6 separate regions of the Mus musculus genome follow, and all the other regions are linked to region 3. Evidence: chromatin loops called from intact Hi-C (ENCODE). Cell type or tissue: gastrocnemius. All regions are shown on one strand.

Region 1 (4,000 bases), 79 kb after region 3:
AGGACAAGGGCTGAGAGACACAGTGAGCACAGCACAGCACACTTACCATTCAAACTGTCCACGCCACCCTCCATTGTTGGGCTCTCAGTCGGCTTCCTGCGTAGATTGTCCTCCTTTCTAGCGGGCAGTAAACTCCTTGAGACATGCATGTCCCATTTTTCTTTGTAGTTCCTCTAATGTATGTTTTTGAGGGAAAAATAAATGGCGTCCATACAATGAGTGTTTGGAAGCTCATCAGAAGCTGTTGAGCCCCGCCCCCTACCCCCAAGAAAACTGCAACCAATGCTCTATGTGCTGTGTGACAAGAATTCTTCAGTTCACATTGCCAGCATCCATCTGCAATCTGACAACTGCAATCTGAGTTTGTTGAGGGCACGGGTCACATCTCACCCAGCACTGTGTCCACACATTATCTAAGCACATGTTAAGAAGCAGTTGCTGACGACTGTAACCAACCTCTTCACCTCAAATTGACATGGTGAGGCCCCAGTGTGATTGGATTTAGAAATGAGTGGAGTTTTGGGAAGGTATCAGTGGGATATGAGGTTATGAGGGCCCCAGTAACCAGGCTGTGCCATTGTAAGAAGAAGGAGAAATTCCAGGGCATTTTGTCTCTGTAGAAAGCAAGGGAAGGCCATGAGAGACAGAGCTGGAAGAAAAAGAGCCTTGAGCCAAGTCAGCTGATCAGAAGTCTTGATCAGAAACCTCTAGATCCTACAACTATGAGAAAATAAACTTCTACTTCTAAGCTACCTGACCTACAGTAGTGTAGTGATTAAGACATGAATATCTGGTACATTAATAAATGGACAAATTTTAACAAAATCTTGTCTCTACTCAGTAGCCCTAAAACAAATGTCAGTCTTTAGATATTGATTTTATTGAGGGAAAGTTTCTCGGAGTCATCAAACAATACAGCTGGACATTATAATAACCCCACTGACAGATGACCTTCCCACCTTTGGCCATTTGTGAGCACACAGAGTTGTTATTCAAAGGCCATTAAGCAGGTCACACTGCAGAAGAGGCCAGTGGTGAGAAACAGCAGTTACTGGCCAGAAAGAAGATGAAGCGAATGATTAGCGGCCCAGAGGACAGCGCATTATTCTGTAAGGGATTAAGGTAAACATATAGCTGCCAGATAACCCTCTCCTGACAGGAGCTCTGTATGCCTTGGCAAGAAGCACCGCACAGCAGTAGGAAAGTGGCTTCCTGCTGGGATAGCAATGGAAAAAGTGACCTCACAGAGGAATTCAGCACAGAAATGCTCTCTGAACAAGAGATGAGACCTCGAGTAAAGCTTTAAGTTGTTTGGTTCTAGGCTTATAAAACTGTAAAGATGGTCCAGTCAACGAATACAGATTACATGAGAACGCTGTTACACGCTTGCTCCTCTGCTGGAATCTTTGAATTCACAAGTGTCTCTGCGCCCATGTTCTCTACAGCAGTCCTAAGGTGTGGAGAGAGTCTTCTAAAGCCATCCAGGCAGGAGAACAAAAGAAATCAGTCAGGAGCTATTGGACCTGGGTGACTTCACGCTGCCCTGAGCCTTCCCAGCAGAGGGCACAACAACCAGGAACTCGGGGGAGAGCAGGCAGAGAGAAATCCCACAGTCTTTTCCTCTCCTTCCAACTGGAAAGAAGGAAGCAAGCTTAAATGGAATACAGCAGCGATTCACGTTGAGCTTAGGCACTGTGTGCTAGTTAACTAATCCTGAATCTCACTGAATAAATCAGGCTTTTGCAAGCAAAAATGAAATGCATATGGATTGAGGGGGGAAAAAAGTCTCTCCTATTCACCCCTTCCCCCAACAGGCTTTTGCTTTTAAATATAGATTTACATTTTAAGCAAAGCCTGACTCAACTCCCATATTTAATGCCGGTAGTGTGTAATTTTAAAGGTCTGTCAGAAAGAGGGGGTGTGGGCACCCTTATTTGTACTTTTATTTATACCACTTCCCACAGATTGAAACAATTCGAGAACTCTTCTCAAGAAAAACCACAAGCTAATTGGAGCCTGCAGTCTGGAGATGCGCTTAGTCTACAGCACCCTCTGCTGTCCATGTGGACTCCAGGCAAAAAGCAAGGCACTGTCCTAAGACCCAAGTCTACATACAGCATGCTTTGGTGTGTTTTTAAAAGAACATGGTTTCCCGTTCTGTTCTTCAGGACTCTTGCTATCTAATGGAAAGGTCTTAGGTAAACTCAGTTACAAAGTTAAACAGGCCACTTCACCGAGTTGTTTCACTGAGATGAGATGCTTCCCTTTCCTCCCTTCAGACTGTCGGGGCATTGCTCACATTAGCAGGCATCTAGCTGGCTCTGGCAGAACAGCTTTAAGCCACAGAGCATTCTGAAATCAACAATCCAAACTGCACAATGAAACTGAGTGCCGGCCTTAGACCTAAAAGGCCATTTTGGTCTTGTTACCTAGCTCTGACTCAGTGATCTCACCTTTTTATGTTGTTTTGTTTTGGTTTTGGTTTTGGTTTTTCAAGACAGGGTTTCTCTGTGTAGCCCTGACTGTCCTGGAACTCACTCTGTAGACCAGGCTGGCCTCGAACTCAGAAATCCACCTGCTTTCTTTCTGCCTTCCGAGTGCTGGGATTAAAGGCGTGCGCCACCACACCCGGCTGTTTCTGACCTTTTTAAGCTACACGTTTCTGTATGAAATGTAGATTGCTTTCTCCAGCACCAAAACGAAAGAATTCCTTACATGCAGTCCAATACGACCCAGTAGGAATTAAGGTTAGAAGTTATACCTTATGACTCTTGGATCTGGAACTGCCACACTGGAGTGGCAGAAACACGTTCTTCAAGCCTTCTGGGGCAGCAAAGGGAATCTGAAGTTGTGAAAGTCTTTCATCAAGAAAAAGTGGGTCTCGGGCATGGTCAAGAAAGCGCAGGTCAAGTACAGACCAAGAAAAGCCTGTTACACTCCGCATACTACTTCCAGCTTTTGTCTGGTTAGGTTTTTTTTGTTGTTGTTTTGTTTTGTTTTTTTGTTTTTTCCCATTCCTTTCACTACTACTTCCTAATGAGCCATGAGATCTGGTGTAGGTGGAAACTGTGACTTACTTCTAATTGAGGAACAAGGCAAAAGAGACGGGAGACCTGTGACATGAGACAGTAGGTCCAACCTGCTGACTCTCTTGGCTTTGAGAAAGCAACCAGTTGTGCTGGGATAGCCCATTTGACAAGGCACAGAATGCGGCCTCTACCAAACCCTGAGAGGCGGAGTGCATCACAGACACAGGAAGCTGCCACAGGCAACAACAGGCTGAGAGAGGAAGCGCATCTCAGTGGCACCTCAGTGAGACAGCAGCCCAGATCATAAAAGTGCTGTTATAAGGCTGGCTACACTGCTACCTTTAGCATGCAATGATGGATGATTACGACAGATTTCAAGATATTTTTTATTTTAAACCGTTTTATTATAAAAGTAATACAAATGACAAATGAAATGTGGAGAAGGACAAAGGCATCCACTTGCTGCCTGCCATCCTACTGAGACCACTATCAGTAATCTGATTGTCACTTTCATAGCCTGGCGTGTCATTCACACCCATGACCACGTTAATGCTCTTGTGTCCGTTTTCTTGCTGTAGCGTTTTCTCCGTACCACTCACTGATACCTGTCTATCGACTACGTGGGATGGCAGAGGCACTGCCAGGCTCCACAACTCTGCACGTATCCTTGGTGTAAACCCGCATGCAACTGTACTGTCTCTGATAAGAAAGTTCTAGGCTAACTATATTTGCAAGCAATATAGTGCTTCCATCGGAGAAGGCTTTATTCTGAAAGGAAGTTTATGGGTTGGGACTAGCTAAGTCAGCCCTGACTACCTCTGAGATAAAAGACGAGCAGCTCGCTGAGGAGCCTCACATCCAATCTTTCAGAACTGAAGTCAGCACCAAGAAGGGCAGATGTCATCTTCTAAGAGAAATATTCTGCAACACAGAGGAAGAAGGTCAGAGTGCAACTAATAGACAGCACATGC
Region 2 (4,000 bases), 440 kb before region 3:
GTGATTAGATCTTGTCTCCCTGCACCGAAGAACTTTCTTCCCTTCCAAGAATCTCTATCTTTTGTTGTTGATTAAAGTTGTCAGTTCTTACTAATTAAATAACTTAGTTATTTAGTTAAAGAAAATAAATAAAAGCTGTTAAATTTTGTTGTTGTCAAAGTGCTTTCTTTTGCTGCTTTGGGGTTGCCTCGGGACAATTAGGTTCAAGAGAATGGAGGTCTCTGATGGTAATGGATTCCCTTATTGATCTAGCAAGTGTGTCCGGAAGGCTTATTGTTCAGCATTATACGCAGGTGTAGCGCATGCCCAGTTCCCCACAGACTTCTGCCCGCTGCATCATCTTGATAACATGCTTGGCTCCGTGATTCCTTTGGTGACACGTTTATTTTCACTCTTCCGTGCAACAGGAGGCCTCCTTACTAATTCATGTGATACTGTTTTCTAATTAGGTGTCTTGACACAGCAGGCGTTCCAGTCCTGAACGTTTCTTTTTCTTTAATGTGCCTGCGAGCTGCCTGCCTTTGAGCTGAGTAGTCTCTTATATAAAACAAGAGAACGAACACACAGAAGACACCTAACCCAGTGCCTGACACCTCGGGAGGGCCCCGAGGCATGTTCATCATCTACCAGTCTTGTCTCCTCACCGTCTTCCCTTCTGGCATTTCAGTTACCCTTAGACATAAAATACCGCCATTAAACGGCTCCATTTTTCTTCATCCCATTAGAAGCCAGCTGTAAATGCAAACTACATAGATCAGACGTTTCATTTCTATCCACCTCACAACGTACCTCATATGGCAGAGATTTTTATTCACCTTGCTGTGTGGGGAAAGAATCCTTCCACGAGAAGTGTGGTAGGAAGGTTATAACTGTGGGTGAGTGAGGCTAGGAGATGGAACAGGAGTCCCGTTTTTTTTCCTCTCTCCATAAATTTTCATCCTTGACAATTACGCTTCGGGGACTCTGGGTGACTGTCACTTAGAGCATGAGTATACTAAATAGGGTACACAGTGGGGGAGAGAAACCACAGCTCTCCCTGAGCCTAGAGAGGCTTAGCACAGAGCTGGGCCACCTGTCTCCTGTGGGCGGCCTGGTGCCCCAGCTGCAATGTGGAGGAAGATCTGCATGCTCTAAAGGCACAGCGTGACCCTCCCAGCCCCACTGCAGGATAAGGTTCCGCCCAAAGGGAGAGAACAGCACGGGCTCTACCACCCACACCTTCAGGGGCTAGCTGTGCTCCAGCCCATGGACCCAGGCATGAGAAAGCACACGGAAGCTCCAAAGGATCTTCTACCGATTGTCCCCAGCCCGTTTAATGGCATCTTTCGGATGCTAAGGGAAGCCATCTACCTGCCGTATGCAGCATCAAGAAATCCCCAGGACGGCTTGCAGCTGAAACCATGTATTTTGTTATTCCTGCAGTCTCTGGAATTAAGGAACAGGGTTGAGGCTCCAGTTACCTGCCAAACAGAAGGACCTGATCTCTCCAGCGCCCAGCGGGGGACCACAGCTGCCGCCCTGGGAATGCCTGAATCTGCCTGCTGGGGGCGCAGGTGCCCTGAGGGCAGAGGGCAGAGGGAGCGAGCATGCATCCTGACATAGTGGAGATTTGGGTGCAGCACATGGATTTTAGAATCCATATAGATTCATGTCCACGTCTCAGCTCTGCTCCAAGTGTCATTAACTTGTTCCCTGGCATTGTGTGAAGGTTTTCCCCTTACTGTGCCATGCAATGCTCACAGCAGCCCTTTAAGAAAAAATGAGGTAAAAATATTCATCTCCATCTGGCAAGAAATGGACAGTTAGTTCAACTCCTTGCTTCTGGACACACCCCTTGGCCCACAGCTTAGTTTTAAGGAAAGCTCAGGTTTTAGTCATTAGATAAAAATGAAAACAAACAAACAAACAAAATGCTTAGTGTGGCGACAGCACTGGTCCTTACATGTTTCTTGGTGCTCTAAAACTGGGCCAGTCACGTGCTGCTGAAAGGACTTTTGAGAGAACTAGAGGTAATGAACACATGAACAGTGCATAGAAAAGCATGGGGTGGTTTCCATCCCTGCCTTTGGCACCCAGGGGCTTTGGGTAGACCTGACTCAGGACTAAGGTATGTGTGTGTGTGTGTGTGTGTGTGTGTGTGTGTGTGTGGGTGGGTGTTCAGAGTCCATGCTACAGTTGCTATTTATTTTAAATTAAATATTTTCCAGAAACATATATTAAAACAATAGTTGAATCTGAATGGGTATGGGTTTTGTTTTTATCTTTATACTTTCTAAATGAAAAGAATATACTGTTTTCTTATTATAACAGTAATACACATTTTATGGGTAATATCAGTGTTACCTATAAAAAAATAAAGATAATTGTCAAAAAGAAACTGGGAAAAAAATGTCCATTTGCCACGGTTCAAAAGTGACCATTGTTAGCTTTTTCTTCCATTTACTTACGTGATTCATCGGTGTGTTTGCCACTTTGCAGACTTGATCTCATTATGTAGGTTGTTATCCTGCTCTTAAAATTCAGTACTTCACTCTTCATGGCAATTCAAGTCTTTTCTATAAAATGTTGTAGTACTTGCATGCAGCCTACACATAGCCTCACTTGTACTTTGGAATAACTCTAGATTACGTCTAATACAATGTGAATGCAAATAATAGCTGTTATACCGCATTGCACAGTGAGTAATGCATGAAAAAAAGTCTATGTCTCCGTAAAGAAGACAATATATATATATGTATGTATGTATTTTCTTGGCTAGGGAGATGACTTAGCACCAAGCCTAATGATCAGAGTTAAATTCCCAGATCCCACATGGTGGAAGGAGACACCTACCTCCTGAAAATTGTTCTCTGACTTCCATGCATGCTATAGCATGCACCCTCGAAATAAATGAATATAATCAATATATCTTCCAGTATTTTTTGGGTTAGGTAGATGGCTCAGTGGGTAAAGTGCCTGCACTTAAAATATATATATATAGCTAGCCCTGTATTTAGATCAACATAAAGGATCCAAGCATGTTTGTGTGTGTTTGTAACCTTAGCATAGGATGGGGCAAAGAATCCCTGGAGTTCTCTGGCCAGCGAGTCTAGCCAATCAGTGAGTGCTGGAGTCAGCGAGAGACCCAGTCTCAAAGGACAAGCTGAGAAGCAATCAAGAAAGACACTCAGGTGGCTGGAAAGATGGCTCAGTGGTTAAGGAACTTTTTGTTACCACAGAGAACTGGAGTTTGGTTCTCAGAACCTACACGGTGGCTCACAGTTGTCTGTAACTCCAGTTCCAGGGACTCCAGTACCTTCCTCTGACCTTGGGGGGCACCAGGCACATGTGTGGTACATAGCCACACATGGAGGCAAAACACTTACAAAATAAAAAAGAAGGACATCTGGTGGTGACTTCAGGATTACACACACACACACACATATTAGTACATATACATACACTGTGGTGATTTGAATATGCTTGGCCCAGGGAGTGGCACTATTAGGAGGTGTAGCCTTGTTGGATGAAGTGTATTGCTGTAATTTAATTGAGACTCTCCCCCTAGCTGCCTGAGAGACTATCTTCTGTTTGCCTTCAGAATGAGAAGTAGAACTCTCAGTTCCTCCAGCACCACGCCTGCCTGCAGCCTGCCATGCTTCCTGCCATGATAATAATGGACTGAACCTCTGAACCTGTAAGTCAGCCTTAATTGAATGTTGAACTTTATAAGAGTTGCCTTGGTCATAGTGTCTGTTCACAGCAATGAAAACCATAACTAACATATACGCAAAGTATTTTCTACTCATGGTTGGTTGAATCTGTGAATGTGAAATCCTCAAGAGCCAGCTGTATATCATAATCATTTTAAACATATTTCGAATAGTCTGAAAACATGCAAGAAAGAATGGCTACTTTCCAACTTTCTTTACAATGTCATTTACTGCCTTCATAATAGAAAAAGTGCCTGTACAAACTCCATGTGCTAAAAAGATACTTGTAAAGAGTACGCTGTGTTGCT
Region 3 (4,000 bases):
GGTGGGGGGAGAAGGAGAGAGAGAGAGAGAACTTGAGAGTACTACCTATCAAGGGATACCCAGTCCTAACAAAATCCTGAGTGCTGGCCTGAGTCTGCTTCTGCCCTCAGGGCACCTGGATGGACTGGAAGGAATGATGCTTAGCCAGGTGGGTGGGTTAGCAGGATCTAGGCAGGCATGAGTGTGGGATATATAGCCTCTCCAGGAGACAGTTTTCAGTGAAACTGCTCTCTCTCAATTGGGGGTAACAAGAGCTATATAAACCTTGGGGAGTGGGTAGGAATTTTGGGGGTATGTGTGCATCATTGGCTGGGGCTGAGGTGCTATGAATGCTTCATTTGCATGGGGAGGAATGCCAGGTGATTGCTGGCCTCCTTACAGGGAGAGAGGAACTTAACCCTGTTATGTGACCGCCAGGCTATGTGTCTACCTCAAAGGTGGCAGAGGTGGGGGTCATAGGCTCATGTGCACGCTGGGACATGCAGGCCCAGAGTGAGGAGGAAGACAGTCCTACTCCTGCCGGTCTCAGGACAAGATTTGGGGGGGGGGGGGGTTGGGCATGTCTTGACCTCATTCTTGCTCTGGACTGGCTCCCCCAGTCTCACGGCTTTTTGGACCCACACATAAATTTTTTTCCACTGCCATCCTACTAAGAGCTTTACCTCAGGTAACCTTTTTAAAATCTAAAAACCTCGCCACCAATTGCTTTCCTTGTTCTATAGACCCAGGGGCTTGGAGGCCACTCTCTCACATGATCAGTAAAATCTCAGTAAAATGAGATTTTGACCTCGACTCTTTCTGACTCCGGAGGTCATTCAAACCCATTTGACCTCCTCAAAGGTATCCCCTGGACCTGGTGGACCTGCGATTGTCACTGTTTATGAATGTAAACACTGGCTTGGGGAGGTTACTAACATGTTCCAGACCACCCTGTTAGTAAATGGCAGAGTAGCCTTCAATCTAATCTCCCCCTTCTCTGATCCATGCTGTTGGTGTGCCCTGACATCAGTTGACACTCGCAGGTTGCTGGCCAGCCAGAAGAAAACTTGGTAACACATTTCACCTAGACACAGAGGGAAACAGCGTGTCTCCTGCCTGAAAGACTTGGCTGGTTGATATAATATCTGTTATCAGCCCTATGTTATTTAACCTGTAGTGAATGAAAAGCAGTTTTATTCTCGAGGAGGAAAGAGGTCTGAGCTGTAGTGACCAAACTGCCCCTCCCTCTAAAGTCGTATGACATTTGGTACCTTGGGAACATGCCCCTCACCTTGGAGATAGATCAATGGCTCAAAGATACACATTTGTACCTTTCAACAAAAGTGTTCCGCGGCAATGTTAATAACATTTCAGGCATGAGGGAATGCTTGCTTCAGACCAGTTTCATTTCCCATACTTCTTACAAGGAGACAAAACAGCGTTTGGCCAAACCTGTAAACAAATCCGGTACAAACCTCATCACCTTGTCCCACTTTGTGATTTAGCACCAAAGTCAGCCCCATTGCCCTGACCCTGGTATCCATCCGCCTACAACTGCCAGACAGACACAGACAGACACTGGAAAGGAAAGCTGTCTCCGAGCTCTGAAGCCCCGTCTCCCCTGCCCTGCGACTATGCTCTAGGCAGATGGCAGTAAATTAATATTATTAGAGATTTTTTCATTTCATTTCATTTGCATGCCTTGCCAGGTGGCCGTTTGGATTATCGCTGCCCTCCTTTGTAAACACTGCATCTCCGGTCCCGCAGTTCCTCGTGGGTAATGGCAGCTGGCCCCCAGCTATCCCCGCAACCATTCCATCCTGCTGTCCCTTCAGAAGCAGGGACAATTATCCCAAGGCCTGGGAGCTTCACCAGTCCTAGTTTGCCTCCTCAAACCGCCCACACGTGAGCAAATAGCTCCGACAACCAATATTCTTAGATCAGGAACGCCAACTGATAACCGTTCTAAGGCCCTAATGTAATTACTCATTTAAGCAATGAGCTGCAGGGTGGTGCTAAAAGCGTTAGATATCTGTTGGTGAGAACGTGGGCATTTGTATATTGCCTGTACGGGAAAGTCAACTCTGGATAAGTTATAAATAAAGTGATGGCTGTGAAGGGGTTAGGTAAAGAAAGGCATACCAAGAACCTGAGGTGGGGGCGGGGGAGCTGTCTAGAGGCTGAGGAGTCAAGGCACAAGATGCAAGTGTTCCAGAAAAAACAAAACAAAACAAAAAAATGGTCCCTGGGTCTCATCAACCCTGCCGAGAGTGCAGGCAGAGTAGAAGCAAGAGTCCTGTCCTCTGAATTAGTGCAGAAAGAGCAGAGGCTAAGAGATGCCTTGCGGGGAGGAGCTGGAGGCCACTGGTGACCATGGATGATAGGGGAATGCAGTGAATGGCGCCCCCTGGAGGACAGCAAGAAAGCTGAGAAAAGAATCTTCGGAAATGGTGAAGAGGAACTGGGAAAGGCCAGAGGAAATGGAAAGATCGGGTCAGGAAGAAATGGATCATTTATGGTCCAGGATTCACGAATCCACAGAGGAGAGAACACATGAAGAGCCCAGGAGGCCGGACTGAGGTGACAATCCTCTGAATCAGAAGGGTAGGGGCGGAGCCAGCACAAGAATATGCAGGCTAGGAAGTCGGAGGAAAGCACGGGCAATATAAGGGTTGGTAGCTGTAAACACGCTTTGGAAGCAGATTTCTGAGGGACTGGGGTTCCTTTGGGGATCTGTGCAGACGCACATTAGCCATTAAACCATCTGGCTTCACAATTTGTTAAAGGAGGGGCCTGAGAGCTTGAGAGAATGGGAAGGGTCCAAAGATGACGATACCCAGATCTCTCTCCCTAACGCCCCTCACTGTGATGAGAAGGATATACAATTACGGTTAGAGGTCAGCAGAGTTGCTGTCCCTTCCTAATCGTCACAAACACTCCTAATCATCTTCGTGACTTGCTTCCGTGATTGGCCAAATAGCCACAGGACGAAAGGGCTCCTTTCCTCAATATAAACACTATATCAGAGCAATAGATCTATTTAGAAAAGGCGGCTGGAATATTATGGGATCATGCCTGCCAATAGAAGATACATTTTCCATGTACAGAAACAGAGAACTTCTTTCAAAAAAAAAAATGGAGCCAAATTGAAGAACCATGGAACAATGTTGACTGTGATTATTTTTTGGTCCGTGTGTAGTCTTTCTTCTTACCTAGTCACTGAACCACCCATAATGACTAACAAAGTGTCCCTGAGGTCAGCAATTCTCAGTGTGCACACAACACTACACACCATGGCTTCAAGGAAACCCCAGATAGCTCCCAGGTGGCCCAGCTGCTGCTGAGGCCAGAGCAGCACCAGGCAGACTCATCAAAGACCAGCATCCCCCAGTCATCTGCTCCTTGAGGCAGGCACATTTGCCAGGTTCCGGCGCCTATTTTTCTGTTTTGTTTTTGTTCCCCCCTGCCCCAGCTTGTTCTCAGGTGGCACCTTGCAGGAGTGAAGTTATCCACCCCCTCCCATTTCCTTCACACCTGTAACTCTGGTGCTGGGTACAAATGTCTGCACTTTGCTTTAGCCCCGTGATGAAAGCAGGAAGGAAACTCAGTGTGAGGCTTTCTTTTTATTATTATAGTTCAGTGGGGAAGAAAAGGAACTCAGAAAGGAGTTCCAGAGCTAAGGGAAATGGAAAGGTTTCAACGAGACTTTCCGCATACGGAAATATCTCTGTGGTTTGGGGACTACTGCCACTGGAGGGGGGGGGCAGCCCAGGGCTGCTATTTGGGAGGTTCGAGAACTTTCTTTTTGGTTCCCAAGACAGAGCATCCTGTTTCATTCTTCTTGACTTGGGATGTTGGGGAGGGGAGCTATAGAGATAGTGGTGATGGAGTTGTCAGCCATCACCACAGGACTGAGGAACATCTCGATTCTGCACATGGGAAGTCAAGCTAAGAGTCACGTGAGACCACGTGATCGTGGGTCTGTTTAGAGGAAGGTTGGAAGGTTCTAGAACTGTACCTG
Region 4 (4,000 bases), 470 kb before region 3:
GCGAGTATTGTGGCATCTCGGCTTTGCTGCCTTCACAGGAACTCTCTAAGTGACCTACGGGTTCTGAAGCAGATGCATTTACGGCAATGACAGTTTCTGCGCATCGCTGTTACATGCTTCAATCAGTGACAAATGGCCAGGACGACTTGATTTCTTTTCCTCTCCCAACAATGACCTTAGCATTTAACCAAAGCTGAGCCCAGTGTACTTTTCCCATAGGTCTCCGTAAAGACCTACTACGGGGCCATGGAGAGGGTCCGGTAGATAGTGTGGAAATTTGTTGCTTACTGCTCGGGGTAAATAGAGAAGGAGAAACTGTAATGTTGCAATATCAACTTCCCGTTGGGGGAAGCTATGACTACTCTAGATGGAACTCAGCATTAGGTCCTGGTGGGGTAGATTGGAAGTCTTTTCTAGTTCATTTCTCTTAAGGTGGTTCCTCTAACCATCAGCCTTACTCCATCCATTTTAGTATGCAGTTTGAGATGGAAGGCTCGTCTCCAAGCCCTGCTCCATCTCCCTATCTTATAGAGCCATGAGAAACCATGGTAGTAGACTGTAGTCCCGGGGTGACTACTGTCTTTCTCCTTTGAAGCTGGAGTCTGTCACATTTTCTGTTAAATCATGGGTTTAGGTTTGTTTTGTTTTGTTTTAACAAATACTCCTTCCTTCTAATGTGGACTTGAAAATTAGTCTCTGGTGACCTGTGTAAAAACTATATAGCCATATAAGTAAAAGAAAAAGATTTTTTGGGGGTGTGTGTGGCAGTCTGGAGCTGGTCACATTTAATTATTTTTGGTTTTGCTTATTGATACTTCTACATTGAAATCATGGTTTTATTCATTTTATTTATTTTTGAACTTGTTTTAATTGCTTCTAAAGGAATATTTGAGGGACTTCATTCCTTTTTACCATGGCATTACACAGTAACTTTTCTCTACAACGTGGTTTTGAGGTACTGAATGACTTAGGTTATCTATGGAGCCATGAATGACAGCAGTGCTGTGCTGTAGTTGTGTAAGTTCATGTCTTAGGTCCCAGGTAAGCGTGCCCTTTTATAAGGGAATAAATACCTGTTTTCAAAAGGTCCAAATAAATGATTGGTCAGTGAGTGATGAATCTTAGAGAATTCCTTGGGGCCGGGGTAGCATGGCAAGGCCTTCATTAACTCGTAGTTAAACCTGACAGCAAACATGGGTATTTTAGTCTCTCTGCATGGGAAGTTTGGTGTGAGAAGATAGAACCGTAATACATAGAGTATACAGAAGGGGAGATGTGCTTCGTTTTATTTCATTGCAAAGCTGCCAAAATAGCTGACGCTTAATTACTTGACTTGATTTCTAGGACTGGGGCTTGGAGGAAGGGAACAGATGTTCCTTGGCGACTTTGATTACAGAAGCCTTCTATGGATTGATTTTGTATTTGTAGCTCAAAGCCATTGTTGACTAAATCAAACTCTGCTAAGTTATCAAAGCCGCATATTTTTTTCCTTTGAGAACTTAAGGGCATGAAGGGGAGCCCATGGCACATTAGGAAAAGCCAGCGACTGCCACTTACATTCCTTTGGCCACTAGGAGGAGCTGTTGCCCTTCATTAAGGCACCTATTGATTTGTTTAGGAAAACCAAATCCTTTAAAGAAATAAATTTAAGACATTTTACTTACTAACTAGAAGGAATAATACTCAGTTCCCCCTACTTAAGAAAAGAGGAATACGTTCAGCGTCAGAACACAACATTCTAACTGAGTCTCCATCCATTTTTGTATTTGACATACTGCCTGCCACAAAGTAGTCTTTTGAGTTCACTAGGAAATTCCAACAGCATAGATTTTTAAAAAATTTTTTTTTCATTGTTGTTGATGTTTGTTAAAAACCTTTCATAGATATTTTATTTACTTGCTGAAGATTCAGGGACTTCTGAGACCCTGAGTTTAGAAACATCTGGTCTACCTCAGTTAAATGTTGACTGCTTAGAAATAGAGCTGAAATGATCACCACAGCCATAAAATTGTTTGACTAAGAAAGATTTATATAATGTTTACAAACCTGGAATCAAGTGCGGATATTACCTGAAAGCTAAAGGTTAGCTGTTAAGAGCAAGTATTTAATTCAGGTATTTTTCAAGTTTTAAAACTTGTTTACCAAGTAAAATTAGGTATTTTTTTTCTTCACATAAAAACTCCATTGAAATTATATGCCCTAATTTGCAATATTTTCCCCATAAAATTTAAATGTGAAAGAACAGTAATTTACTAGATATGTTTTGGGTGGGGTATTTTGTTAAGTAGGTTTTCTTTTTTCTCTTTAACCTATGTAATAAGCTTCCAAAAAAAGTATAATTGTTTTAGAACAAATTATTTTGTAATTTTCCTTTTCCTTTTTCTTTACAGTATTAGATACTTTTAAGTGAAAAATTATGCACTCTCTGACTTCAATTTCACTAATGTAATTATTTTCTCGGGAATTCTTTTAGATCTAAATTACCATCATATTAACTTTTCTTATACAAAGCCAGCGTTTGTTCTCTCACCAGACTCCATGCCAGATCCATCATAAGAAAGCTCAGCCTAAGTAATTCAAATAGTGCTTACAACTTTAGGGGGAGGGAGGGTAGCATTCAGTCAATACTCCAACTGGTTGTTTATGCACAAGGCTACAGTCAGAACATAGAAAAAAAACATTCTGTGAATGAAACATTGTATGTTCAGATTTTATAAAAGACATTTTTAAAAGCCCAATTTACAGCCGTATATTTTCTTATGATGTAATTTATGAAAAAGCTGTCTGTACTAACAGGTGCTGTAACACTACTGTCGTTGGGTTTTGTTGTTTGGTGATAAATGTATACAATATTTCTAATGGAAACTATGTACTGTGATGTAAAAGTCTGGGCAAAATGTATATAATCCTTGTATATAATTGTGTATTTGATTATATTACTGATTGTAAATTTAATAAAACATGTAAATATTCTGGTCTAGTTTTAAATTTCAAATTTTTAGAATCATTGTACAAATATCTAGAATTTGGTGTCTCTGTTTTCCTTTTGTCTCTCTTTACCCCAGGGCAATGAATTTGCAGGTGTTTTGTGGTATAGAAACCCATGCAAGCATCAGTTCTAAAACTCAAATAGTACCTCGTACAAACTACAGTTTAAAAAAAGTAATAATTCTCTGTCATTGTTGGTAACATTTGTGTCTGAATTTACTTATACTTAATAAAATTACTTGCCCTCTTTTAATATTATCATCAAAAGTAGGTTCATTAGTCCTTTTCTATTCCTGTGTTGAAAGCCATGACCAAAAGCAGCTTTGGGTTTATGGTCCCCAAGGGTCAGAGCCCATCATCATCATGGCAGGGAGTGGCAGCCATCAGACGAGGTGGCACAAGATCGGAGAGCACACATCTAGAACCAGAAGCAGGAAACAGCAAACTGTAGTGGCAGAAGCAAGGCCATGCCTCTAAACCTCCCCAAATAGTGTCACCAACTGGGAATCAAATATTTACATGCCAGAGCCTATGGTGGTGGGAGGGTAGGGGTGGCACACCTCATTAAAAGCAGTGCACTAGCCTTGGCCCTTTGCTCTTCATTCCCAAGAAGCCATTGTGTTTCAGTGGCTCTGAACTCTGCTATCCCAAGGACTCTGAGCAGATAACATTAAAGACCATGTGATCATTATCAATTTTAAGGCTTGAACAAGTTCCAGGCATCTTAGTCAAAGTACCAAATTAAGTGACTGGGCAGTGGACGGGAGCTCTGGTTTAATTCCAGAGGTAAACCTGAGCTCCTTCCAGTGAGTCACCCTCTTCCTCAGCCCTGCTTCACCCCCAGTTTCTGCTAACCTTCACTCAGCCACACTCCCTCCCTGCTTTGCATGTCTCCCATCTGAGACTGAAGAATATGAGTGATAGTGTCTGTTCTGGGGTTGTCTGGGCAATTAGTCCAGCCTCACTATGCCCCACCCTTCCAGGACAATGAAAGTATCACTGTTAGACTGTG
Region 5 (4,000 bases), 360 kb before region 3:
GCATATTTTTAAGATTTACTCACATGCAGCATATATCAGAACTTCATCTAATTTAAAAATAACATCCTAGTGTGTGAATATGTCACCTTTGGCTCACCTAGCTATCACTCAATGGACAATTTAGATTGTTTTCAGTTTGTGGCTTTATAAAGAACAACGTCATGAGCATTCTTGTGTACATACAAGTATGTTTTAATTTCTCTTGGGGAGACTCCTGGAAGTGGGACTGTTGGGCTGTACAGTAAGCTTTGTTTCCGTATTGAACATATCAACACATTATTTTATAAAGGAGTTGCATGATTTACATTCCCACCCGCAATGCATGATGGGTCCAGGTTCTCCACATCCCCGCTTCAACATCTGTCAGTTTCTCAATTACTTCCATTGGAGCTGCTGTGAAGTGATGTCTCACTGGGAACGTTACTATTACATTTTGACTTTTAATAAGACTTTGTTCTTTATTTTTTCCTATGCATCCCCAGGATATTCTGTGCCTTGCCACACAGAGAACTGACATATTCACTGGTTGCCTGCATTTATCAAAGAAAAGCCAGTTTTATATTTGTTTAGAAACCTAATTAACTTGTACGTCAGGGTTTGTCTGTCAGGGGATTCAAAGTGCTTTGCCATTTTTAGAGGGGATGGGACAGGAAACAAAAAGTGGCTGAAGAGGTTGTCGGCAGGGATGGAGAGCCATGTTCATAGCTGAAGGTGTTAACCCGACAGTGTGCCCAGAGCCATGAGACACCTGTACCAGGAATGGAATTGGGAAGAGAAAGAGAAAACCAAGATGTTCTTTCCCTTAGGAGACAAAAAAAGAGTTCAATGTTAACCCGGTGTTAAAAACTAAGTACCCTCCTACCTTAGCTGGGGACCATGGGGACAGGGCAGAAGCCATGGGTCTTCCTCTGTCCACACAGGCACCACTACCCTCTGGGATGCTTGCTTGCTAGAACACAGATTCCAGATCCACGCAGAACACCCTGCATAGAGAGAGGCTCCACGGGCCTAGGAGTATACAGCTGGAAAAGGGGACCTTGGCGATTCTTTACAAATCTGAGCACTTCATTTCAGAGGGAAGATGCCTTCACACTTCGGGTTCCCCCACGTGCCCTTCACACTACCTGGAGCTTTGCACAGATACCTCAGCATTATCATAGAGACCCGGAAGGGCACCCATCCACCCTTGATCACGGCCAATGGCTCCATCAGCTGGAAGAAGCATCCATTTAAAAAAAAAATGCTTGCAAACTACTGTCAGGTTGTGACAAGCTTATTTAAATAGCGAAGTTTTCCTTTGCCTCGGATAATTTCTTTCTTTAGGAACAGAGCATGCTGTCATGTCTGAGTAAACTTATCATTCCTTTCTCAGTTGCTGAAGACAGCCAAGGCAACTGTATTAAGGCAGCTGCCAAGAGCGTTCCCACCCAGCTGGCAACTCCCAGAGGGGTGAAGGGAAGGAGAAAATACCCAGAAGGGCCAATGACTTTCCGAACAGTTCTCTTACCCCTCCTCCGCCACGCTGAAGGAGGCAGCATCCTCAGGATGCTCGCAGAAATTTACCTGCTAAGGGCTTTAATGCAGAAGGATGGGACTTCTTTTTCTCTGTCACTTCCTTGTCTCCTGTCTCTTGCTTGGGCTGTCAGTGGTAGCAGTGAGGGGCTCTTTTCTAGTTGGGCTTAAATGAGAGGAACCCTTATGGTTTCCAATGCCCAGCGCAGGGGTTCTCCCTTCTTTAGAAACCACAATGGTCAGACTGAGGTCTGGAGCTAAGTCCTAGTTCCTGGAACTACTACAGCTTCCTGTGGGGAGAAATGACACAAGACACCGGACAAGAAAGCTTAAAGGGGTTGTCCTGTAGGTGGTGTCTTTCACACACTTCTGTCAGTCAGTCTGTCCGTCTGTTTACCTCCATATCTGAATCACTTCGTTTCAGAAAACCCATGGAAACTAGGAGAAAAAAAAAATACTTTGCCAAGTCCCATAATCAAGAAAATTTGGGGTACATAAGCACATTTGAAAAATAGGAATATATTCAGTTACAAAATAATCATTTCCCCTCAGGAGGGTGTATTTCATAGAACGCAAAGTCTGTAAACCACCTCCTTTGACATTAAATATTTGATTTCTCACATAATATTAAGATGGAAAAGGACACGATCTCTTTTTAAATAGCTTGTCTTCTGCATGCTTGTGATGAGCTGAACCATAGTCACTTCCCCAGAATTACTGCGTGTTGGCATATCGACATGTCCGCTCTGTCAGCTGCAGCTATTAAACGTGGTCCAACCAGCATCAGAACACGAACACGAAGCCCCAAATGCCCATTGTCATTACGGAGGAACAGAGCTTTCTAGACTTACTAGTATTTTGTTAAAGTCATTTACTGGTGATGAAGTGAAAATGTGACGTCTCAGCCTCCTTTGCAATTCTTTCCCCATAAATGAAAAATCCTGCCACAAATCTCATCTTGCAGCAAACAAATGTGACGGCGGGGGTGGGGAAGCAGGGTGATTTTAAGGCACTCCAGTGCTTCTCATGCAGTTGCTTTTAAAGGCAGACGGGAAACATTTAAAACAATCTTGTAAGTTAAACAGCCACAGGAAATAGCTCGGAACAGATTTAATTGTATATCAACAAATTTAGAACAAAGTCATTAAGTCACTATGTTGGTAATTAAAAGAAACAAGCTACAGTGTTAGCAAGTCCTACTGACAATTATAAGTTAAGGATATTTTAAAAGACCCTTCTCCGGGGTTTTCAAGGCATACACATGTAGGGAGCCATCTAACGTGGGGACTATGTTCAGTTTCTGCCGATGATGTTTTTATCAGTTAGGGAGAGGGTAGCTCGTGGAGATCAACAGAAAGAAAGTTTACTTCCTGCCTCTTAGCCAGTGCAGGGCACTCAGGCTGTGAGGCTCCACATCCATTTAACATCCAAACTCCTCACGCTGGAGGTCATCAATGTTAAGTCCTCACTTCACTTGGCCATAACAGGTTACAGAACACATGCAGTCAAAAGGAGAGGATGCCTGAGACCAGGCAGGTCTGCAACGTGAGTTCCAGGCCAGTCAGGGCTATAGAGCGAGTTCTTGTCTCAAGCAATGAGAAAGTATCTTAGTAAGGGTTTTATTGCTGCGGCCAAACACCATGATCAAAAAGGAAGCTGGGAAGAACAGGGTTTATCTGGCTTAGACTTCCACATTGCTGTTCATTAAAAGCGAGATGAGAAGATGAAGGAGATTTGGATCAAGGGGGAAAGGCCCCTGGTGGGTGGGACCATCTCTGGGCTGGTAGTCTTGGTTCTATAAGAGAGCAGGCTGAGCAAGCCAGGGGAAGCAAGCCAGTAAAGAACATCCCTCCATGGCCTCTGCATCAGCTCCTGCTTTCTGACCTGCTTGAGTTCCAGTCCTGACTTCCTTGGTGATGAACAGCAATGTGGAAATGTAAGCTGAATAAACCCTTTCCTCCCCAACTTGCTTCTTGGTCATGATGTTTGTGCAGGAATAGAAACCCTGACTAAGACACAAGACACAAGGTGACACACAAAACAAGCCAGGTTCAGCAGGAGAGAGAGAGAGAAAGAGAGAGAGAGAACGAGCAACCTTAACCCTACTATACAGTAGAGCCCGGAGATGCTGAAAGGAGAGTGTGCTTTGGGAAGAACTCGATTATTTCTAGACAGCCCTAGTAACTAACCCATTTCTAGCTTTTCTAAATGCGTGCAGCATATTATTATAGGACATTAATGATAGAATTTTCCCCTTCTGAACAGCCTGACGCAGTACATAACAAACACCATTAGTTACATTAAAATGTGAAATTTTTATAGAAATACAGGAAAATGTCACTGCAGATTTAAACTGGATCAAAATGCCCTTCAGAATTCAGAACAGACTAAAGCACTTGGGCGCGCAACCATAGTGGCTAGCATTGGTAAATTACATCACACGCCATCTGGGCATGCATGTGTCGTTCATGCACCCCAGAGAAATGCA
Region 6 (4,000 bases), 210 kb before region 3:
GATGGTGAATTCCTCCATCACGGCATCTAACGAGGTAGATGCTGCCTCGTCCCTCACAACCTTCTAATCCTAGGAGTTGCTACATGACTATCCTAGGAACACTGCTTTCCACAGAGCTTGCAGGCAGAACTGACGTCACCTCTTGGCACACAGGAACCAGGTCTGCCTCACTTTACCTAGATCCTACAGATCTTCTTATGAGAAGTCATGTGACCCCAAGACCTTTACCACACTGGAGACAATGAATGCAGTCCTTCTCCTTCACAGCACCAGAGTTCAGAGAGAAGCTGTCAGGAGCGGCTGTGATGTGCATAGCGCCTCTTGGGCTGTTATGAGACCCACTTCACTTACCACCTACTGAGAACGGGTATGAAAAACTGCCCCTCCTTTGCAGGGGAAACAATGTATTTCTTAGGCAGGAAAGGCCGTAAGTCACCAAGGGAAGTGGAATGTATGCGTTTGATGATGAACTCAAACCACCGCTATATCTGCCACCATCAAATAAAACAGAGAGCCATCGGAGAGAAAACACTTTACTTAAACCCAGTCCCCCTGATGCACAACCAGTGTCTAAGCTGTTTCTCAAGTCCAATTTTCTAAAATGGCCGGTCCCTGAACAAACAGTTCAATGGCTTATACAAGTTTGGCTTTTTTTTTTTTTTTTCCTGGAGCTGAGAATCAAACCTATGACCTCCGACCTGCGAGAAAAGCGCCCTACCATTGAGCTCTATGACATTTGCCAGGTTCTAGTCCGTAAGCCTCTGACAAGATGTTTCCACGCAGTAGCCTACAGATTTAGAGGTGACATCAGCAATGTAGCTCTTTGCTACAGATCCCTCCGCTTGGCATAAATGTGTCTCAGGTGCTTATCACACTCTCATAGAGAACTGTAAAATAACAAAAAATAGCGGGGATGGGGACATGGCTCGGGTTATAGCAATATTTATTTAACTAAAGGAGAAGGCGAGGTAAAGAACATGAAATGAAACCGTTCGACCTGGGATTAGCAAGGAGATTCTGCTGCGTGATAAACCCTTTGACTGGGGCGCTTATGGAAAGCTGTAGAATGCTTCCCAAGATCTGTTGGTCAGTTTTCTTAAAATCAACAGTCGTCATCAGGGTAGCTCCGTTTGCTACTATCCAGCAGAGGATGGAACCTCAGAGTGAAGCAAAGAAGTGCGATGCTCTAAGTACTTCTAAACGGCCTAGCAGGTTTTCAAAATCAACAACCGCCCTGTGGAATCGGTAAGTGAAAACCAAGTCCAAAAGTTCCTGAACTTTTGGAACTTGGAGATGGAATGAGTGCTTCTCATTCCATCTATCCTGTGAGGTATGGAGCGTCTGACTGTCAGTTCACGAGTGCTGTAAACACATCTGTTGTGATGGTAGAAGGCTGTGAAACAGGCAGAGGCAGGTATGTACTGGAAGATCTGAGGCTTGATTGGGGGTAGGGGGAGTGGGAGGAGTAAGGAGGTGTTGGGTAGAGCAGGACTCAGGCGCCCGAGGGCAGAGGGGAGGAGCCTGGTTGGAAGCAGGAAGTCCCGCCGTTGGAAGGTAGGTGGGAGGAACACAGAGAAAGTGGCTCGGGAGATGTGGTTAAGATAATAGGGCAGCCGGTTCTCAAAGAAACCCAGTGTCTCGCAGGTATAAATACAGTAGTGGGAAGAGAAGCCAGAGAGGCTGTGGGTGAACATCTGGGGAAGGGGGCCAGGAAAGCATGGAAAAGCTCCAGGAAGGATAGGAAACGAAAGGAATACTTGGCAGAGAAACTGGAGGTAAGTAAGGCCAGCCTAAGAGGACAGATTTCTGAGAGAGCCACAGGATGCTGGGAGCAGCAGTGAGCTCACTGAACTGGGCAGGGCTCCACGTTGCTTTTTTTCCAGGTTATTTTGGAGGAAGCAGCTGTGAACCTAATAAACTGGGAGTTGGGAATGCCAGAGCTCTCTCTCCCAGGATCTCGCCACCAGAGAGACGCCAGCATGGAAACCCCGGACTGCTACCACTGCAGTCGAAAGTCCATGACTATAAACATGTAAAGAACACCCTAAGAGATGGCAAGAGGTATTGGTATTGGCTGAGCCACTCAGACAAATGATGAGGTGGCAGGAGAGAAGGGTTTATCAGCTACGGAAAGCATGGCTATTCCAAATCAAGATGGCCCTAACTCAAGGGTTGAGATAATTTAAGGGAGCATCTTGTCTCTACCATATTACTGATAACCTAATGGAGCATCCTGTATGTTTCAAAAACCCCACCCTGAGGCATCAGACACTGCTCTTAATAAACTAGCGCACAGATTTATTAAAAACTATGTCTGCATCTAATGTATTTCTCCAAGGTCTTAAACACATTACAGACCTTAACTAATTAAGTTAATTCCTTCAGTTTGATCACTATTTGAGTGACTTCCAAGTGCAAAGTAGTCCGCCGTGCCAGCTGCCATAGGGGTTTCTGAGACAAGCAAGACAGCCCTGCCTTCCCAGAGCTTGGTCAGTGGCTTGAATTCAGGCTGGGAAAGCTGCACTCCTTCCCAAGTGTAAGGCACAGCACAACTTACGACCAAGGAAATACAGTCTTCCAGTGACACATTTGTAGGAAAGTCAGGGCTTGTATTAGTACCTGGCAACTGCAGACACTGCTATGCTGCGTCTCCATGTTTATCCTATCCCAGTTTACCCCCAAACACCCCCATCATAATTGCATAACCGCAGCATGTTACGTTGTTTCTTACTGCAACTGTAACTTATAAAATTAAACTTCAGAGCTGAGACAGTCAGGCTAAATGACTGCATACATTAAAAATATGTATGCGTATAATTTACACACCACTTCAGATAGGCTCTTGAATTATGAGCCCTAAAAGTCAAAACTGTCACTGTTTTTTTAAATGCAGTTTTACTATTGCAGTTCTTCTTGCACAAAAGGCGTGTGCGTGTGTGTGTGTGTGTGTGTGTATATGTGTGTGTGTGTGTGTGTGTGCGCGTACTGTCTGTTGCAATCTGCTTTTCAGAATTTATCAAGAACCTATCTAAATACGATTTACTCCCCCCACACTATGGAGTGAAGCTCAAAGCACCATGACATAGCTTAAAATAAATGTACTTACTAAAAACATATTAGTAACATAAAATTATTTCTACTTGGGTCAGTGACGTGGCTCATCAGATAAGGGTGCCAGCTACCAAGACTGACAACCTGAGTCTGACCCCCAGGACCCACAAGGTGAAGGAAGAAAACTCCTGCAAGGTGCCCTCTGCCCTCTGCATACATATGTACATGTGTTCCAGTACACACGAATATACTATAAATTAAAAGCAAAGGAGGATCAGAGACGCCCTGAACACTCACCATGAACACTGTGTGGGGTCTTCATACCTGTATCATCTCTCATAGCCCTCCATGCACGGTGGGGTGCAGCCTATCCTATAATCATTTCCAAAATAGTATTTTTGAAGTGCTGTGCTTTTTCATGAAACCGAGTCTAGCCCCTCCATTATCAGAGTGAGTCCTTACTTACGAGATGTTGGGGTCGCTTTACACAGTCAATACGATCCTGAAGAGTTAGAGGCAAATCAACTTTTACATAAAAACCACTTTCACATTAAATTGCATTGTAAGAGCAAATGTGCCAAGTCTCTCCTCTGGCTGACAATGGGCAGGGTGCTGCTCAGAAGGCTTGCTGAAAGACCCCCGTTCATTCCCATGCACAGCCTCAAACCCAAAACTCTGCTGAGTTTAGGTTTCAAGAGTTTAGCCATGAGGAGAGGTGGAATTAAACAGTTTAAACCACTACCCACAGCCTGAGACATCAGCCACACAGCAGGAGGAAAATTACATTCCTGACACACAAAGCGATGCCACGCCCCCTTTAGACTCAATTCTAACAACCCAAAGGAGAAAGCAAGGCATTGTATTATAAGATAGCATGAGCTGGGCATTAACCCACAGTCTTCTGTCAGTGTCCAGCCAGAATTACCAAAGGCTCCCCTTTGAGCCATCT

The links. Peaks named below come from ENCODE experiments on the same cell type or tissue, not always from the same donor. Only the 100,000 strongest peaks of a DNase experiment are listed, where the experiment ranks them.
Region 1: a loop joins it to region 3, with 5 times the contacts of the local background. A loop is called at or near these places in 11 of 42 quality-filtered maps.
Region 2: it touches region 3 in a loop (5-fold over the local background); 4 of 42 quality-filtered maps call a loop at or near these places.
Region 4: it touches region 3 in a loop (4-fold over the local background); 20 of 42 quality-filtered maps call a loop at or near these places.
Region 5: it touches region 3 in a loop (1.9-fold over the local background); 2 of 42 quality-filtered maps call a loop at or near these places.
Region 6: it touches region 3 in a loop (2.9-fold over the local background); 5 of 42 quality-filtered maps call a loop at or near these places.

What each region holds. Positions count from the first base shown.
Region 1 is chr1:152,367,334-152,371,333 of GRCm38, forward strand. It overlaps Tsen15 (tRNA splicing endonuclease subunit 15), which reads right to left. Exons shown (of 5, transcript NM_025677.3): 5 at 3,402-3,950. The coding sequence ends at 3,930. Among named protein-coding and RNA genes, the nearest start is that of Tsen15, 17 kb to the right of the region's middle. In gastrocnemius, a CTCF peak has its summit at 2,057 (motif pointing left); DNase peaks (open chromatin) are centred at 1,168 and 2,048; H3K27ac peaks cover 831 bases.
Region 2 is chr1:151,845,056-151,849,055 of GRCm38, forward strand. No RefSeq gene overlaps it. Among named protein-coding and RNA genes, the nearest start is that of Edem3, 92 kb to the left of the region's middle. In gastrocnemius, a CTCF peak has its summit at 1,524 (motif pointing right); a DNase peak (open chromatin) is centred at 1,509.
Region 3 is chr1:152,288,591-152,292,590 of GRCm38, forward strand. Gm36920 (a long non-coding RNA gene) reads right to left here and starts at 1,402. Exons shown (of 8, transcript XR_001779484.1): 1 at 1,311-1,402. In gastrocnemius, a CTCF peak has its summit at 2,394 (motif pointing left); DNase peaks (open chromatin) are centred at 1,760 and 2,364; H3K4me3 peaks cover 532 bases; H3K27ac peaks cover 505 bases.
Region 4 is chr1:151,819,078-151,823,077 of GRCm38, forward strand. Edem3 (ER degradation enhancer, mannosidase alpha-like 3) reads left to right here. Exons shown (of 20, transcript NM_001039644.2): 20 at 1-3,251. Among named protein-coding and RNA genes, the nearest start is that of Edem3, 66 kb to the left of the region's middle. In gastrocnemius, a CTCF peak has its summit at 1,579 (motif pointing right); a DNase peak (open chromatin) is centred at 1,576.
Region 5 is chr1:151,924,526-151,928,525 of GRCm38, forward strand. All of the region lies in intron 3 of 1700025G04Rik (RIKEN cDNA 1700025G04 gene), which reads right to left. Among named protein-coding and RNA genes, the nearest start is that of 1700025G04Rik, 160 kb to the right of the region's middle. In gastrocnemius, a CTCF peak has its summit at 1,864; a DNase peak (open chromatin) is centred at 1,447; H3K4me3 peaks cover 298 bases.
Region 6 is chr1:152,083,304-152,087,303 of GRCm38, forward strand. The region is part of intron 1 of 1700025G04Rik (RIKEN cDNA 1700025G04 gene); the gene reads right to left. Among named protein-coding and RNA genes, the nearest start is that of 1700025G04Rik, 5.0 kb to the right of the region's middle. In gastrocnemius, no CTCF peak of the experiment used is centred here; DNase peaks (open chromatin) are centred at 1,564, 1,849 and 2,483; H3K4me3 peaks cover 1,103 bases; H3K27ac peaks cover 1,647 bases.